Linked DNA regions of Homo sapiens: region 1 is linked to region 2. Evidence: read pairs that join two places in POLR2A ChIA-PET (ENCODE). Cell type or tissue: Caco-2. All regions are shown on one strand. Each heading gives the region's core, and the rest is flanking DNA. Links, peaks and the distances in the headings are about the cores only.

Evidence for each region. Peaks named below come from ENCODE experiments on the same cell type or tissue, not always from the same donor. Only the 100,000 strongest peaks of a DNase experiment are listed, where the experiment ranks them.
Region 1: POLR2A ChIA-PET joins it to region 2 with 7 read pairs; 1 of 35 experiments calls an interaction of 5 or more read pairs at or near these places.

What each region holds. Positions count from the first base shown.
Region 1 is chr3:183,517,087-183,525,516 of GRCh38, forward strand. The region is part of intron 2 of KLHL6 (kelch like family member 6); the gene reads right to left. Among named protein-coding and RNA genes, the nearest start is that of KLHL6-AS1, 27 kb to the right of the region's middle. RefSeq lists an enhancer at 1,530-2,030. In Caco-2, for the core only: no CTCF peak of the experiment used is centred there; DNase peaks (open chromatin) are centred at 3,815 and 3,945.
Region 2 is chr3:183,984,390-183,992,819 of GRCh38, forward strand. ABCC5 (ATP binding cassette subfamily C member 5) reads right to left here. Exons shown (of 30, transcript NM_005688.4): 3 at 4,837-4,994; 4 at 4,183-4,338; 5 at 3,381-3,528. Among named protein-coding and RNA genes, the nearest start is that of ABCC5-AS1, 18 kb to the right of the region's middle. RefSeq lists an enhancer at 5,684-6,184. In Caco-2, for the core only: no CTCF peak of the experiment used is centred there; a DNase peak (open chromatin) is centred at 4,082.

The sequences.
Region 1 (8,430 bases), core at 150-8,149, 470 kb before region 2:
TATTTTTAGTAGACACAGGGTTTTGCCATGTTGGCCAGGCTGGTCTCGAACTCCTGGCTTCAAGTGATCTGCCTGCCTTGGCTTCCCAAAGTGCTGGGATTATAGGTGTGAGCCACTGTGCCCAGACAATTGTAAATTTTTTGTCAAAACTTTTCTTCTCCAGCAATAGACACTAAAAGTAAAGTTCCTCTCCTGTGAGGTCTGTGTTGGTGTTTAAAAGGGGTCTTCATGCTAAAAATTTGTGAATTACCATTGATTCTAATCTTCCATCCTCACCTCTCTTCCCCTCTCCCGGGCGATGCTCCAGCTCCGTTCCCGTGGCAGTATGTCTCACAGTCCCCCAGGAGGGGCATTCTCTGCTCCCTCTAGCCACTCCTTTCAGTCCTTGCTCTAGACTTGGCTGAGAAACCTGCTGGTTCCTGGAAGCCTCATGGAGTGGGCAGAAAAGGAAGGAACTAAGACCTGCAAAAGACCTGCTCACTAAGGCAGGGCAGGTGTTGAGGGACTGAGGCAACTGTGGAAGTGGACTGGGGAAAAGACCAGCAGTGTGGCAAGCTTACAATTGTGTTCAATCAGCAAACAGCCCCTGAGTTTCCAGAGAAGACGGTGGTGGCCCCAGCAGGCTAGCAGGGCACAACAGGCAATACATGTGACCCACATATTCAAGGGGCAAGTGGCATGGCTGGGGCTCAGTGATTCAGCCCAGCAATGAGGTAAGGACCAGGGAGAAACACTGTTGTAAAGATTAAGTAGAATGATTGCATCTCGGACATGATTGATGCTCAGGGTGTGGTTTGTGTGTGTGTGCGTAGGGCACAGGAGCAGGAATGGAAGCAGAAGACAAGTGCTGAGAAGCAGCCCCGTGAACACAGGCAGCTGCAATAGGTGGGGTGGTGGGTAGAGAAGGCTGAAACAAGTCCACTTCCAGGTTCTCTCTGCCTGGAATACTTTTCTCCCAATCCTACTGCCACCATCCTATGAGGTCCAATTCAATGTCCCCTCCTTTCTGCCCTGGGCTCTACTTGGTTTGCCCAATGGCCTGGAGGCTCATTGAGAATCTTTCAGGGATAGTGGAGGGAAGTGGATATATGGAGTTGGAAGTTCTGGGTTTACTTGAAAATTCCACCCATAGCTCCACCACTTGATGAGCTGAACACTCTCTCTCTCTCAGCTAGTTTTCTCATCTGGAAAGTGCTAAGAACATAAAACTCACCTCGCAGGCTCACACTGATGGTTCTACCTAGCCTGCTCGCCCACAGAGACATGGTCAACATCAAATGGGATATGTAGGGGACAAAATTGCTACAAAAATGTGATCTGTACTCCACATTTTTAATCTTTATATTCTCCTGACAGCTTCTCACAAAACACCTTGCACTTAGAACATGCTTAGTAATTTGTGGTAGTTAGGGAGCAGTTAAAGTCAGAATCTGGTAGCGATATGGATTTTCATTACAATTAAAAACCCCACACCCCACTTCCTGTATTTTACAACCTATAGGCAGCAACCGAGCACAGGCTTACTCAGGGAAGGGGTGATAGAGCAGGCAAAAGAAGATAATTCTTGGCTTTTGAGTTTCTAAATAGACTTTCAGAACTTAAACTAGAGAAGTGGTTTTGAAAGAAATACCAGTTAGTGGTAAGAACCTACCCCTTCCAGCCTCAAAAGCCAGAGTCCTAAAGAGTCTGGGTACAAAGTTTATACCAAAACAGGAGACGTGAGAGAACGGATGACAAAGCAAGAGTCAGCTTTTCCCACCCTGGAGGCAATAAAGATTCCCAGGCAAGGAAGAGGGACAAGAGAGAGATTGTCTAACAACAGAGTGAGAAGCAGGGGTGGGTTCCCGAGATGATGCCTTGCTTCCCATCCCAGGCCAAATCTCCAGAGTGAGGGGGATGCTAAACGTCCCTTATAGGTTGTGAATCTGAGAACAAAAGAACATGTGCCTTGATCGCCGAGCTGAAAGCAGAAAAGCAGCAGTCCGGTATGGCAGCAGCAGATGAGATGAGAGTGTATTGTTTCCAGACAAAGGGGCCCTGTGGCAGTTGCTCCACGTCCCCTGTAGCTCTGGATTTGTAAAGGAGAGGGAATGGAAGTGTCTTTTGTCTTGAGAGGGGCACAGATGTAGCTGAGAGGATTGCCAGACCTGAAGAGGCTTTGCAAACAGGACAGAGAGAATGCAAAGTGACCTGCAAGGACCAATGACCAGAATCAGGTAGGACTGGGGACTTGTTGATGTCAGTGAGAAAGGAATGAAAAATCAGAGAGAGACTGATGGGAACACAGGTGCTCCAGTGGGTGCCACATGGACCAATAATGCAAATGACCATGGTAAGCCCAGGACAGATGCCTCTTTTTTCAATGCCCTGGCACTGTATAAATGTTTCCTGGAACTATATAAGCAACCCGAATCCTGAATTGATTAAACTTTCCTGTGTCACTACCTATGATTTCTGCCACTGGTAGAATGAGAGCTCAGGATAGAAATTAAGTTCAATGATAGAAAAATAACAGGTTTGGACGACCACAGTGCTCATGCCTGTAATTCCAGCACTTTGGGAGGCTGAGGCAGGAGGATTGCTTGAGGCAAGGAGTTCAAGACCAGCCTGGGCAACAGAGAGAGACTTTGTCTCTAAAATAATAATAATAATAATAATAAAAAGCCGGGCATAGTGGTGCATGGCTATATTCCCAGCTACTTGAAAGGCCAAGGTAGGAAAATCTCTTGAGCCTGGGAGTTCAAGGCTGCAGTGAGCTATGATTGTGCCACTGCACTCCAGCCTAGGTGACACACCAAAACCCTGTCTCAAAAAAAAAAAAAAAAAAAAAACAAGAAAACAGAAAAATAATAGGTTAAATCACATTCTTTTTGGCACACTTGAGTTTGTAGCCTAAGATTCAGACCCTCTGTACTAGTTAGGACTCAAAAAGAACAATATGAAATTCAAAAGCAGGCAAAACTAACCCATGGCAACAGATGCTAGAGCAGTAATTAGCGTGGGAAAGGACTGGCTAGGGAGGCTGTGAAGGAGAGTTCTGGGATGCCAGGGCTGTTGTCAATGTTGATCTGACTGGTGGTTGCATGGTGAAATACACATGTGAAAAATCATCAAGCTGGAAGCACTTTAAGAAGTGTACATTTTACTAAATGCAAGTTATACCTAAAAATAAAAGCATAAACAATTGAGATCAAACACCGAGAAATATAAAGACAAAAGAGTTGTTAAATGGCCAGCAGCAGACTCATTCTGGGGATGCTTGCGGGTGAAGGAGGCCAGCTCCTCCACACTTGTGGGTATTTCTCATCAGGTGGGACAAGAGACTGAGAAAAGAAATAAGACACAGAGACAAAGTATAGAGAGAGAACAGTGGGCCCAGGGGACCGGCGCTCAGCATACGGAGGACCCACGCCGACACTGGTCTCTGAGTTTCCTTAGTATTTATTGATCACTATCTTTACTATCTCGGTGAGGGGGATGTGGCAGGACTATAGGGTAATGGTGGGGAGAGGGTCAGCAGGAAAACGTGTGAGCAAAGGTCTCTGTGTCATAAATAAGTTTAAGGAAAGGTGCTGTGCCTTGATGTCATGTAGGCCAGATTTATGTTTGAGTTTACACAAACATCTCAGTGTAGTAAAGAGCAATATTGCCACCAGCATGTCTCACCTCCAGCCATAAGGCGGTTTTCTCCTATCTCAGTAAATAGAATGTGCGATCGGGTTTTACACCGAGACATTCCATTTCCAGGGACGAGCAGAAGACAGATGCCTTCCTCTTATCTCAACTGCAAAGAGGCCTTCCTCTTTCATTAATCCTCCTCAGCACAGAGTGTGACCCTTTGCGGGTGTCGGGCTGGGGGACGGTCAGGTCTTTCCCTTCCCACGAGGCCATATCTCAGGCTGTCTCAGTCGGGAGAAACCTTGGACAATACCCAGGCTTTCTTGGGCAGAGGTCCCTGTGACCTTCCGCAGTGCATTCTGTCCCTGGGTACTCTCGAGACTGGAGAATGGCGATGACTTTTACCAAGCATACTGCCTGCAAACACATTTTTAACAAAGCACCTCCTGCACAGCCCTAAATCCATTAAACCTTGAGTCAACACAGCACATGTTTCTGCGGGCACAGGATTGGGGCTGGGGTTACAGATTAACAGCATCTCAAGGCAGAAGAATTTTTCGTAGTACAGAACAAAATGGAGTTTCTTATGTCTTCTTCATTCCACATATACACAGTAACAGTCTGATCTCTTTCTTTCCCCTACAGGTGGCCCCAGGCATCCAAGGTTCCCCAGAGGGTGCTGGGCCAGTCTTGCCCCCGACACACTCGCACAGAGCACTGCTGGTTCTCAGAACATTGCACTGGGCAGTCCTCCCTGAGGACACCCTCCCCGGAGGCCCTAGCTGCCTTCAGGGTGATGGCTTGTTTCAGGCGTCACTCTGAGGCATGGACAGAGCATGTGCACTGGAGAACACACAGGCTACGCACAGGACCACAGGAGTCAAATCCAGGCTCCCCTCTTACTAGCTGTGGAGACTTTAGCGTTTCCTTAACATTGCTGAATTTTATGCCCCTCATCTATACATTGAGGGTAAAAAGACCTACCTGATTTTTTTTTTTTTTTTTTTGAGATGGAGTCTCACTCTGTCGTCCAGGCTGGAGTGCAATGGTGTGATCTCAGCTCACTGCAACCTCTGCCTCCCGGGTTCAAGCGATTCTCCCACCTCAGCCTCCCAAGTAGCCGGAAGTACAGACGCCCGCCACTACACCTGGCTAATTTTTGTATTTTTAGTAGAGACAGGGGTTTCACCATGTTAGTTAGGCTGGTCTCGAACTCCTGACCTCAGGTGATCCGCCCGCCTCCACCTCCCAAAGTGCTGGGATTACAGGCGTGAGCCACCGTGCCTGGCTAGACTTACATGACTTTAAACAATGTAGTTCAGGCAAAATAGCTGCTACTGGCTGGGCACGGTGGCTCAGGCCTGTAATCCCAGCACTTTGGGAGGCCAAGCCAGGTGGATCACCTGAGGTCAGGAGTTCGAGACCAGCCTGGCCAACATGGTGAAACCCCGTCTCTAATAAAAATGCAAAAATTAGCTGGGTGTGGTGGCACATTCCTGTAATCCCAGCTACTCAGGAGGCTGAGGCAGGAGAATCGCTTGAACCCAGGAGGCAGAGGTTGCGGTGAGCCGAGATGGCGCCACTGCACTCCAGCCTGGGCAACAGAGCAAGACTCTGTCTCAAAAAAAAAGACTCTGGTGAATGCTCTGAAAAGGGCCACTGTGGCTGTCATGTGGACCCAGTAGACTAACCCTGATTGCTTAATGCTTACAGTAGCCACACAGCAACACTGGTTGACCAAATTTAAGTGTGAGAGGGAGTGCATCAAATAGTCAACAGGCTGATTTTATGTAGATGATAGCAAGGAAATAATCCAGCTGGTTTTCTTGCCTAGATTGACTGGCTTCTATGGTGTTGAATAGATATAATCTGTGAGTCTCTGTCCATGACAACAGAAATTCATGTGTGTACATAGTATATCATAGTAGGTGCCTGGCACTTCATCAGGCACCTATAAAATGAAGCAATTATTAGTATTAGCCTGTGAAATATTTCCTCCTTTCTTGGCCCACACCATTTCCAAGAGCCAGGATTGGGCTTCTTAGTGTCGCCTGGAAGGAGACCAAGTAATTTCTGTTGGAGTCTTGGGCAGTTTTTTGTTTGTTTGTTTGTTTGTTTGGTTTTTGTTTTGAGATGGAGTCTCACTCTGTCACGAGGCTGGAGTGCAGTGGTGCGATCTCGGCTCACTGTAACTTCCGCCTCCTAGGTTCAATCGATTCCCTTCTGAGTAGCTGGGACTACAGGCGCACGCCACCAGGCCCAGCTAATTTTTCTATTTTTAGTAGAGACGGGGTTTCACCATGTTGGCCAGCATGGTCTCGATCTCCTGACCCCGTGATCCGCCTGCCTCAGCCTCCCAAAGTGCTGGGATTACAGGCGTGAGCCACCGCGCCTGGCTTCTTGAGCAGTTTTTGAGAAGTCCTTACATCCAGCTAGTAATGAACAAGAGTGACACACTCATTAGTGCATTTATTCACATATTCATGTATTCCACCAATATTCATAGCATGCCCGCTATGTCCCAGGCATTGCATAAGCCAAGGAGCCAACCCAGGCCATCAAGTCAGACACTGACCACGTGGCTGTCTCATCTGCATTAGCCTCATGCGCATTCATCCTATTGTAAACAAAGGCAATCCTAGGGAAATAAGCAACACTGGACCTTCACCAATGTCTCCTCTAACTGCCACCATGTCACTGCCCCAGAGGGTTCTGTGGGAGCCCCTCCTGGGCTCTTCTCAGGCCCAGGCCAGATGACCAAGCTCCCACTCCAGCATCCCCCTTTTTCCTCACTTTGGCCACGGGACTTAGCCTGGTTTTCTTCTCCTAAGTTGCTGCTTCTAACCAACTGTTATGTACCGTAGGGATCCTTACATCCCAGACCAAATGCAGGGTGAGAATGGTCTCCCTGACCTCACATCTTCTTGCTGCCTGCAGATAAGCTCCCAATCCCTTACTCTTTCATGAGTTGGTTTTTTTTCCCATGAGTTGTTGTTTGTTTTTTTTCCATAAGTTTTTGGGGTACAGGTGGTATTTGGCTACATTTCATGAGGTGTTTTGTTTTGTTTTGTTTTAAATGGAGTTTCACTCTGTCGCCCAGGCTGGAGCGCAGTGGCGCAATCTCAGCTCACTGCAACCTCCCCCTTCCGGGTTCAAGAGATTCTCCTGCCTCAGCCTCCTGAGTAGCTGGGATTACAGGCGCCCACCACCACACCTGGCTAATTTTTTGTATGTTTAATAGAGACGGGGTTTCATCATGTTGGCCAGGCTGGTCTGGAACTCCTGACATCAGGTGATGCACCCGCCTCAGCCTCCCAAAGTGCTGAGATTACAGGTGTGAGCCACTGTGCCCGGCCTCATGAGTTTTTAATAATAAAAATGAAAGTAACAAACATGGCAAACTTCTCAAACAACATGGCAGTGCCCTGATTGAGAAATCATTCTCCTTCAAGATGGAAAAATTTTGCCAAGTCCTTACAGCCATTGTCCCAGGTCCATAGTTTGGGGCTGGCTTGCTTACCTACGACTCAGAAGCCTGAAGGTCCAGTTAAGGAAAGGGAGACCTTTGGCTTCTCTAGAGCCCCTACTGGGTGGCATTCATTTCAAAGATCCCACCGCATGTGAGAACAGGTCCCTTAGGCCTTTCCTCTTAGATGCTTCTCTTACTTTTACCTTTCCAAAAACTAGTTGGGGAAAATGTGTTTCTCCTCATGATTGGCCAATGCATTACGGCCAGATGATTGCAAAGTTCTTCTAGTGGGCAGATCAATCAGTACCTGCCACACCCAAAGTTTCCTCCTAAAAGAAACTGTCCTGTTTCATGGCATCGCTGATTGGTCTGTAAACCCAAGGCACCCACGCTGTAAACTGGCCAGCAGCTCATGACGTTGCCTGGCCTGGTAGGAAAAGCTCTTCCCAAACAGTGATAGAGCTGATTGGCTTGGTCATCGGATTGTCTCTTCCTGCACCAGGAAATTCTGGGAGAGAAGCAATTGGTGGGTAACAGGAAGACACTAAGGGCAGCTGAGTCACACCAATGGTGAAAATTAAGAAGCGTTTATTACTGGGTGGGGCGGGGAGCACTGAGATAATCTGATTCCTGTTCATTTCAGTCCCACAGAGGTGGTACTGACTTCTGCAGATGTTGTAAAAGGACCAGATAAAATGCCATCACTGGCACACTTTTCTCTACCTATAACCCTGAGTTAATTAAAATAAAGCACTGATTCATTTCATCATTCTAATCATGTATCGTATGAACATGATAAAAAAAACTTTTGGCTGGGCATGGTGGTTCACACCTGTAATCCCAGCACTTTGGGAGGCCAAGGCAGGTGGATCACAAGGTCAGGAGTTCAAGACCAGCCTGACCAACATGGTGAAACCCCGTCTCTACTAAAAATACAAAAATTAGCCAGGCATGGTGGTGCACACCTGTAATCCCAGCTACTCGGGAGTCTGAGGCAGGAGAATCACTTGAACCCGGGAGGCGGAGGTTGCAGTGAGCCGAGATTGCACCACTGCACTCCAGCCTGGGCAACAGAGTGAGACTCTCTAAAAAAAAAACACACACACACACACACACACACACTTTTAAACATGGTCTCTTACAATCCTAACCCGGGGGGGAAAATTTAGGAATACCTTAGGGAAATGTTCTCATAGCTCAATGTCAGCCCCATTTATCCAAGGCACAAACTATCCAAAGTAAAGTAAAAACCACACAACTGATGGGAAGACACGTCCATTCCTGGAAATATGCTGTACTTTGAAAACATCATCTCATCTAACTTCATAATAGCTTTCCCTGGA
Region 2 (8,430 bases), core at 81-8,080:
TTATAGCAAAGGTGACTGCAGCTGTAAGTCAGAGCTGAATGACAGACAAAAATGGAGGCCAGACACCACGGTCTGGAGGTAGCTACGCTGAATTCCAAAACCCAGACTCTCTCTGGGTTAATTTCTTGTTTTTCCTGAGATTAAATTAATACCAGATGTCCACTAGGTCCTAGGAGATCCCCACCAATCAGATTTTTGCCAAGTCCCAGGAAATAACCTGATCAAATAGGAGACTTCAGATTCCAAGAACTACTGTATTCCACCTCTCCCCTCCCTCAGATTTTTAGGTTTATATCCATTGCTTGGGTCACCACTGTATACAGCCGGGTTGCTGGTTTACTAGCAAGAAGATTGGCTTCTTTTCCAGTATGCAATCCAAAATGTGGAACTGAGTCACAGGGCCAAAGCCCCCTTTTCCTCACGTGAAGCAACTCAGTAAGATGGCGGTGCAGTGAAGCCTGTTCCCACACACCTCGGCACTGATGGAGCAGTCTCCAAAGGAAGGCTGAAAGGACAGCAGGTGGTTGCCTTGGGCTCCTTCCTTCCCATACCTTTAGAGTGCCATTTTTCAGCACTGGGTAATAGCATCAGCGCCTCCCAGATGGGAGGAGCAGGGAAGGTAAAAGACATAGTGAATGTTTACACTATGCGAAACTTTCAAAGGGGGGGAAAAAGAGGAAACAGCAGATTAAAGAAGTTCCAACACATCGGGTTTTTAAATAACAATGACATTTCAAACCATTTTTTAGGGGATAAAGAAAAAAGAGGTTTTCATGAAAAATCCAACCAAAATTTAGTTTTTAAAAAGTTACAAATGTATCATTTAAATCTAAACAAACTGGAAGAAAACTTGAGACTGTTAGCATAGCTGTCTGGCTGTGGAAAGCATTCCCAGTGAATAAACATTACCTTACCTGAACTCTTGGCGAGAGATTCTGCCCAGCTTGACTCTCTCATTCTGACCGCAGAATACAGCCATCCTGAAAATTCTAAAGAACAGCTTCTGTCACTGGTTCCACTACAGAGAGACTCCCCCCAAATCCAGATCCTGACAGCACCAAGCAAGCTGCAGGTGGAGAGAGGTTGGAAGGGTGGGAAACTTACCTCTCTAAGGGTTTTACACTGTCCTTTCCCCAAAAGGCCCTCGAGCAGAGTTAGCATTCACCAAGAGAGAGCACTGCAGGAGGCGGCCTTCTCTTGCAGATCTACAGTGCGATGCTAATTCTTTATACACAGATCATAGGTGAGGCCTGGTCTTTTAGAACTGTCTTAATCCAAAAAGGCCCCAAAGCATCTCTGTAAGTGTAGCAATGTGGCTACACAGGACCACACTGTTAGAGATTCTGGTACTCCATTAACATTACTATGACCCCCGGGCACCCTGCACATATAGCGGCAGTCCCCACCGGCGTCACCAAAACCTTGGATCATCTTGGTGTATAAATGTCAGCATCAGCTGGCTGGCAGGTAAAAACAAACAGAACACAACAACTTGACTGTGTTTCATTTGTTCTGATTATGGCTACCAAGGTTCGGTGAAACCCGAGCAGGGACAAGAAATAAAAATGCCATTTTATTTGGGGAGCCCGTATGTGGGCAGTCTGTCCTTACACAGGTTTCTGTAAGAACAGATTAAGCTAGTTTGAAAGTCGTGCCAGATTAGAAAACTTGTAAAAATCTAAAACGAAATGTTCCTCAAAAGGATTTAAGTCCACAGACAGGAGGTTTACTCACTGCTAGTACTAATCTCAAAACCAGCCTGGTTTTTCAATTTCCAATGAAAAAGAAACATATTAGAATTGGAGTTCCAAAAAAGGAAGTGTGTATTGTTTACACTTTCAAATCTATAAAAGAGATTATGGATGAGTCCATTACTTTCTCAGCTCTAGGGCAGAATCCCATGAAATAACACTGGCCTTAAGGTGCTCTTCCCTGAAACGGCAGAGAGAAGAAAAAGCATGCTGCTGCTTTCCTGTTAAAGGAGGGCTCTTAGCTTTCCCTGGCAGCTAGAACAGTTTCCTAGAGGTTAGTACCCCAGTGTTCTGCACCATAAATGAGAGAATAAGGAATATACGGATGTTCAGGGGAGGGACTGTGAAGCCACCAAGCTGAATACGGATAGGTACCATTTTTTTCAAAAAATAAAAAATAAAAATCCCAGCAATCCATGGAATTTTTTTTAGAGGGGAGCCAATGAAGTTCTTGCATTGGCCAAATGGAATCAAGAAAGCCCATGATCACTTTATTCGCAAAGCCTGCATATGGTGCTACCCAGAGGAATGAATTCTATGAGATCAGAGCAGCCACCAGCCCTGTAGTGAAACAATGACAGAAGCTCTTCTTGGGGGAAGCTGGCTCTATGAAAATGTTTGCCATTTTGGTAAATTACATAACACAACATTTCAGTTACATGGTCCTTCTTACTTAAAACTTTTATATAAAGTATGTTAGTTGGTCAATTATTAATAATATAGAAACCCAATACCAGAAAAGTAGTGTTCTCTGCTTCAGAAAAGAGATCAAAACTTTAACAAGAGGCATCAAACGTTAAAAAAATAAAAACAAAAACAAAACTGCAAATTAGTTTTACCTAATTGCCATGCATCTTAGGCACATACTTACCAAAACCATGAACCTCCAGCTTACCCACATATGGAAAACGCACAGTACAAGCAGTACTACTGCTCCGATGCCTCAAGGCAAATGTGTAGAGAATAGATTTAATCAAGGTCTCAAGTGTAAGGCAGCACAGCAGGTGTAAGAAACAGGTGCCCAGGAAACAGAGTGAACGTCAAAGGCTCTCTTGTCTACTCTGCATCAGTACAGACTGGGGAAAACCACGGCTGCCACCCCAACACTTGCCACACAGTCACACTATAAGCCAAACTTAAACGGACTCCAGGTCAGACTCTAAAATCCTCGACAGTCCTCTAGTTTTCTCAGGGCTTATTTGCCACAGACCTGCCAAACATGTGATAACTGCCTCCAGGCACTTGGTATGTTCCCGGTGCTGGCTCACCAGCCCGGGCCACACAACGTGCTCTCACCCACTCATAGCACTGCAAGACACATCTGCCTGCACCGACTGTCAGTTCATGTTAACACACAACCGAGAAGCACAGTCCTGTGCAGAACTGGAGTCAGTTCCATTTCACCCCCACCCAGAAATCAAGCCAGTTCCATTTCTTCTCTGGCAACACTGCCCTTTCATCCTTCCAGCTGTTGCCAAAATCCATCGACCCCTTTCAACAGACCTGAAGGCATCTCTAAGACTGCTACCTAGCCCAAAGCTGAGCACAACCTCTGCAACAGAATAAGAGTGTTAGAGCTGGCCGTGGCCGGGCCCCTGGAGACTGTCGGAAAGGATGGTTAGAACTTACTGGTCCACTGAAGCCAGCCAGCTGCGTGATCATCAGGCACACGATGGACAGGATGAGCCTGGTGCGGCAGAAGATCCACACAACCCTTCGCAGGGAAGCAGCGTCTGGCCCAACTTCATTCAGCTCTTCTTGCCACAGTCTCTCTAGTCTTAACAAGGGCACACGTCCTCGTTACACATCTCCTCGGGGGAAAGGCACACCTAGCTCCCCGCCTGCCACCACTTTTTGTCTCCAGGTTTTGCCACCACTCACACAAGTCTCTCCTTTAAAATTATGTACATAGTCTTCACCTTCTGGGAAAAAATACCCTTCCTAGGGAACTACACATTTACCCTGTATAAGGAGCCTCCCAGGATACAGAAAATGATGAGAGCAAAAGCCTTTCTTTCCACCCAGGAAAATGATCCCTGAATGCAATTTGTGAATAAGAACTTTCTTTTTCAGGGGCCCCCAACCCTTTCTGAAGGTTCCTGTGGTAAAATGTAAAGTTGTAAACTACATTTTAATCATGACAATCAGCTACCACAAAAATGTATTCTGTCACAAGGCAGCAACATAATCTCCCTGCAGACTCAGGAAGAGAAGCGGGGCTGAGAGAGAGAGAGAAAGCCCGTGGTTAAAACAGGATCAAAGGTGAAATAGGAGATAAAGCAAAAGAGCAAAGAGAAAGTCATCCCCAGGCCGCCCGCCCTCCACTGGACAGCTCGGCTCTTTAAAGACACAGAGCTGTGGACTTCACACTCCTAGCTCAGGCCCTGCCCACCCGGCATGGGGGAGATGAGGGTGGACCAGAGGCGCCTACCTTCTGCAGTTCACGTCAGAAGACTCGTGCTTGGACAGAGACCACACGTCTTCCATTGAGAGCTCCCCCTTCTTGTGGGCCACACGGGCCAGAGAAGAAAGCCACGAAAAAGTCATACAGGAAAAAAGCCCAGCATTGTCCACTGGGTGCTGGTGTCTAAGGAGAGAAAACCGAAATCACAAAGCTATCAACACGCACGGAGAGGGCAGCCCGTGTTTAATGGACACTGTTTAGTGAACACAGCTCTTAGCTAAAGACCAGTCTCCCCAGATGATCTAATCTTAGCCTGAATGTTCTAAAACGGCTTTGATGGGCCGGGCGCGGTGGCTCACACCTGTAATCCCAGCACTTTGGGAGGCCGAGGCGGGCAGATCATGAGGTCAGGAGATTGAGACTATCCTGGCCAATATGGTGTAACCCCGTCTCTACTAAAAATACAAAAAAATTAGCTGGGCTTGGTGGTGGTGCACGCCTGTAGTCCCAGCTACTCAGGAGGCTGAGAGGCAGGAGAATCACTTGAACCCAGGAGGCGGAGGTTGCAGTGAGCCGAGATCATGCCACTGGCGACAGAGCAAGACTCCATCTCAAAAAAAAAAAAAAAAAAAAAAAAAGGCCTTTGATGCTTCACTGTCATCACTCAGCACGGCATCTTACTTGGAAGTAGTCCGGATGGGCTTCAGAGCACTCAAGCCATGATGGTACTTTCCCTTGGGATGCTCCTCATCCAGGATTCTGAGCTGAGAATGCATGGAGGCATCAAGAGAGAGGCCCTCGGCTCGGGCTGCTGTTTCCAAGGCATCTTGGCATTCCAACTGTTCCAGCAGATAGGGAGAAAGGCAAGAGCACAGTTAATACACAGGCGAGAGGCAAACGGAACTGATGAAACAGCTCAAACTGCAAACTGGACTCATCTTAACTGAGAAATTCCAAGCAAGGGTCAGGAGGTTAAACACTAACTTTGTATGATTTGAACCCATTGGGGAACATTAAGCTAGATATTTAAAAATTTTAAACAGTTTTCTTTTTTTTTTTTTTAGCATCTTTAGGTTTTACAGAAAAACTAATCAGATAGTACAGAATGCTCCCATATACCTCTGTACCTCTCCCGTCCTCCTCATCTGTTTTTCCTATTATTAACATCTTCCATTAGTGTGGTACCTTTGTTACAATTGATGAGCCAATACAGATTCATTATTAACTGAAGTCCATAGGTTACATTAGGGTCCGCTCTTTGTTTTTTTGGGTTTTTTTGAGATAGAGTCTCCCTCTGTCACCCAGGCTGGAGTGCAGTGGCGCAATCTCGGCTCATTGCAACCTCCACCTCCCGGGTTCAAGCAATTCTCCTGCCTCAGCCTCCTGAGTAGCTGGGATTACAGGGATGTGCCACCATGCCTGGCTAATTTTTGTATTTTTAGTAGAGGTGGGGTTTCACCATGTTGGTCAGGCTGGTTTCGAACTCCTGACCTCATGATCCACCTGCCTTGGCCTCCCAAAGTGCTGGGATTACAGGCATGAGCCACCGCGCCCGGCCCTGTTTTTATTTTATTTTATTTTTGAGATGGAGTCTCGCTCTGTTGCCCAGGCCGGAGTGCAGTGGCATGATCTTGGATCACTGCAATCTCAGCCTCCCCGGTTCAAGCAATTCTCATGTCTCAGCCTCCGAGTAGGGGGGTTACAGGCGTGCACCACCATGCCCAGCTAATTTTTGTATTTTTAGTAGACACGGGGTTTCACCATGTTGGCCAGGATGGTCTTGATCTCTTGACCTCGTGATCCGCCCACCTCAGCCTCCCAAAGTGTTGGGATTATAGGTGTGAGCTGCCGCGCCCAGCTTATGGACCACTCTTTGTGTTCTATGTTCTAAAATTTACATTTTTATTACCAAATGTTTTATCTTCTGTTTCCCAATATGGATTGAGAGTCAATTATTTCACTACTAACTGAAAATCTGATTGCCCATTTCCTATGACAAAAATTTCCATCAGCCCCAATTAAACAGCCCTGCCACACAGAAAGAGCCTGGATGTACACGTGCCTCCCCTGTCACAGCAGCAGCAGGGAGAACAGAACGTGAGTTCTTATCCTGGCTGCACAGCTGAAGAGCTCTACACTTCCCTGCAGCACGCAGCAAAGGATCTCATGAGCTGAAATATAAAGTTACACGTATTTACTAACTAGAAAGTGTATAAATGTTCGTTCATTAGATTAACAAAAGTGCATGCAAAAGTGCATTCTAAGTCTGACTGTGGCAGAAGAGGGTGGGTCAAGAATCTAGACACACTTATCCCCCGTTTACTCTAAAAGTAACTCAAACGTTTATGCTTTCCTGTTGTAGAAGCAGAAGCTTCATTTTCCTCAATTTCCTTATCTTCCTTTTCTGTCTTAGCAGTGAAAGTCACATTATTACAAATATTTCCAGCAATTATTGTGAAACAGTAAAAAACAGATCTCAGCTGGGCATGGTGGCTCGCGCCTGTAATCCTGACACTTTGGAAGGATCGGTTGAGCTCAGGAGTTCAAGACCACCCTGGGCAACACAGCAACACACCATCTCTACAAAAAGTAAAAAAAAAAAATCAGCCAGGCATGGTGATGCGTGCCTGCAGTACCAGCTACTTGGGAGATGGAGGCAGGAGGATGACTTCAGCCCAGGAGTTGGAGGCTGCAATGAGCTATGATCGTACCACTGCACTCCAGCCTGGGTGACAGAGCAAGACTCTGTCTCTAAAAGAAGGAAAAAAAAAACAAAAAACAAACAAACAAACAAAAAAACAAGGAGAATAGATCCCCAAATCAAGAAAAAGTTAAGTGGTTTAGCACCTAACACACCAAGCCTTATACAAAGCAGTTGATTTTTATACATCACCTCCTTTCCCACCAAAGAACAGCGGGAACTTAAACATTAACAGAACTGAACGGGTAGAATTTTGTATACAGGAGTCAGCTGGATGCCTGGGCAGATCAAACACAATAGCTTTAGTTCACAGCACAGTTAAGTATCTTTAGATAACTTCTGGTATTAGGAAAGCACATAGCCCTGCAAAGCACACTCCTTTCCTTTTGTCAAAGGCAAGTCAGACCAGTTTCAAGAGAATAATGGTACAACATGACAGGAGTCAACAACAAGAACGAACTCGCTCTTAAATGAAGTCCTTATGTATAAGGTCAACACTTAATTTAGTGGTTAGGGACTACGGCACTTGATAATGAGCTGAGGACTGCTGAGATTTAAGTACATTACAAAGGTTTTTCTTACCTATGAGCTGCATATAATCACAAGGGGAAGGAAAAAACCTCCTGGATTGAGAGAGAAAGATACACTAAAAATACAAGCACACCTACTTTAAGTGAGTAGAAACTGGGAATCTGTACAGAGTAGGTACAGAATGTTACAGGGACCAGCCTTATTTGGATATCCAAAGCTTCAGAAGATGACAAAAGATCTGAAAAATGTCACTTCAAATACATTGCCAAAATGGACTATACATTGGGCTATAAAGCAAACCTCAACAAATCTCAAGACTGACATCATGTATACATGCACTCTGACCACTTTAGGATTTAATTAGAGTTCAGTAACAAAGATTTTTAAAATATCTGAATGTTCAGAAATTATGCAATATACTTCTAAGTAATGTAAGTGAAAGAAAACATCAAACGGGCATGACAATTTGTACCTATATAATCTCAACTACTCAGGAGGCTGAGGTGGGAGGATTGCTTGAGCTCAGGAGTTTGAGGCTGCAGTGAACTTTGATCTCACCACTACACTCCAGACTGGGCAACAGAACAAGACTCTATCTCTTTAAATTAATAAATAAAAAGAAGGCATTAAATGGAAACCAGAACATATTCTGTGCTAAACAGTATGAAACTGCAATACATCAACATCTCTGGGATGCAGCTAAAACAGAGAATAAGGTGAGATTTTCATCGCTTTCAAAGCATATACGCCTGTAATCCTAGCACTTTGGGAGGCCAAGGTGGGCGGATCACGAGGTCAGGAGATCGAGACCATCCTGGCTAACACGGTGAAACCCCGTCTCTACTAAAAAAAAATACAAAAAATTAGCTGGGCGCCATGGCAGGCACCTATAGTCCCAGCTACTCGGGAGGCTGAAGCAGGAGAACGGTGTGAACCTGGGAGGCGGAGCTTGCAGTGAGCCAAGATAGCGCCACTGCACTCCGGCCTGAGCGAAAGAGCGAGACTCCGTCTCAAAAAAAAAATAAAAAATAAAAAAATAAAAG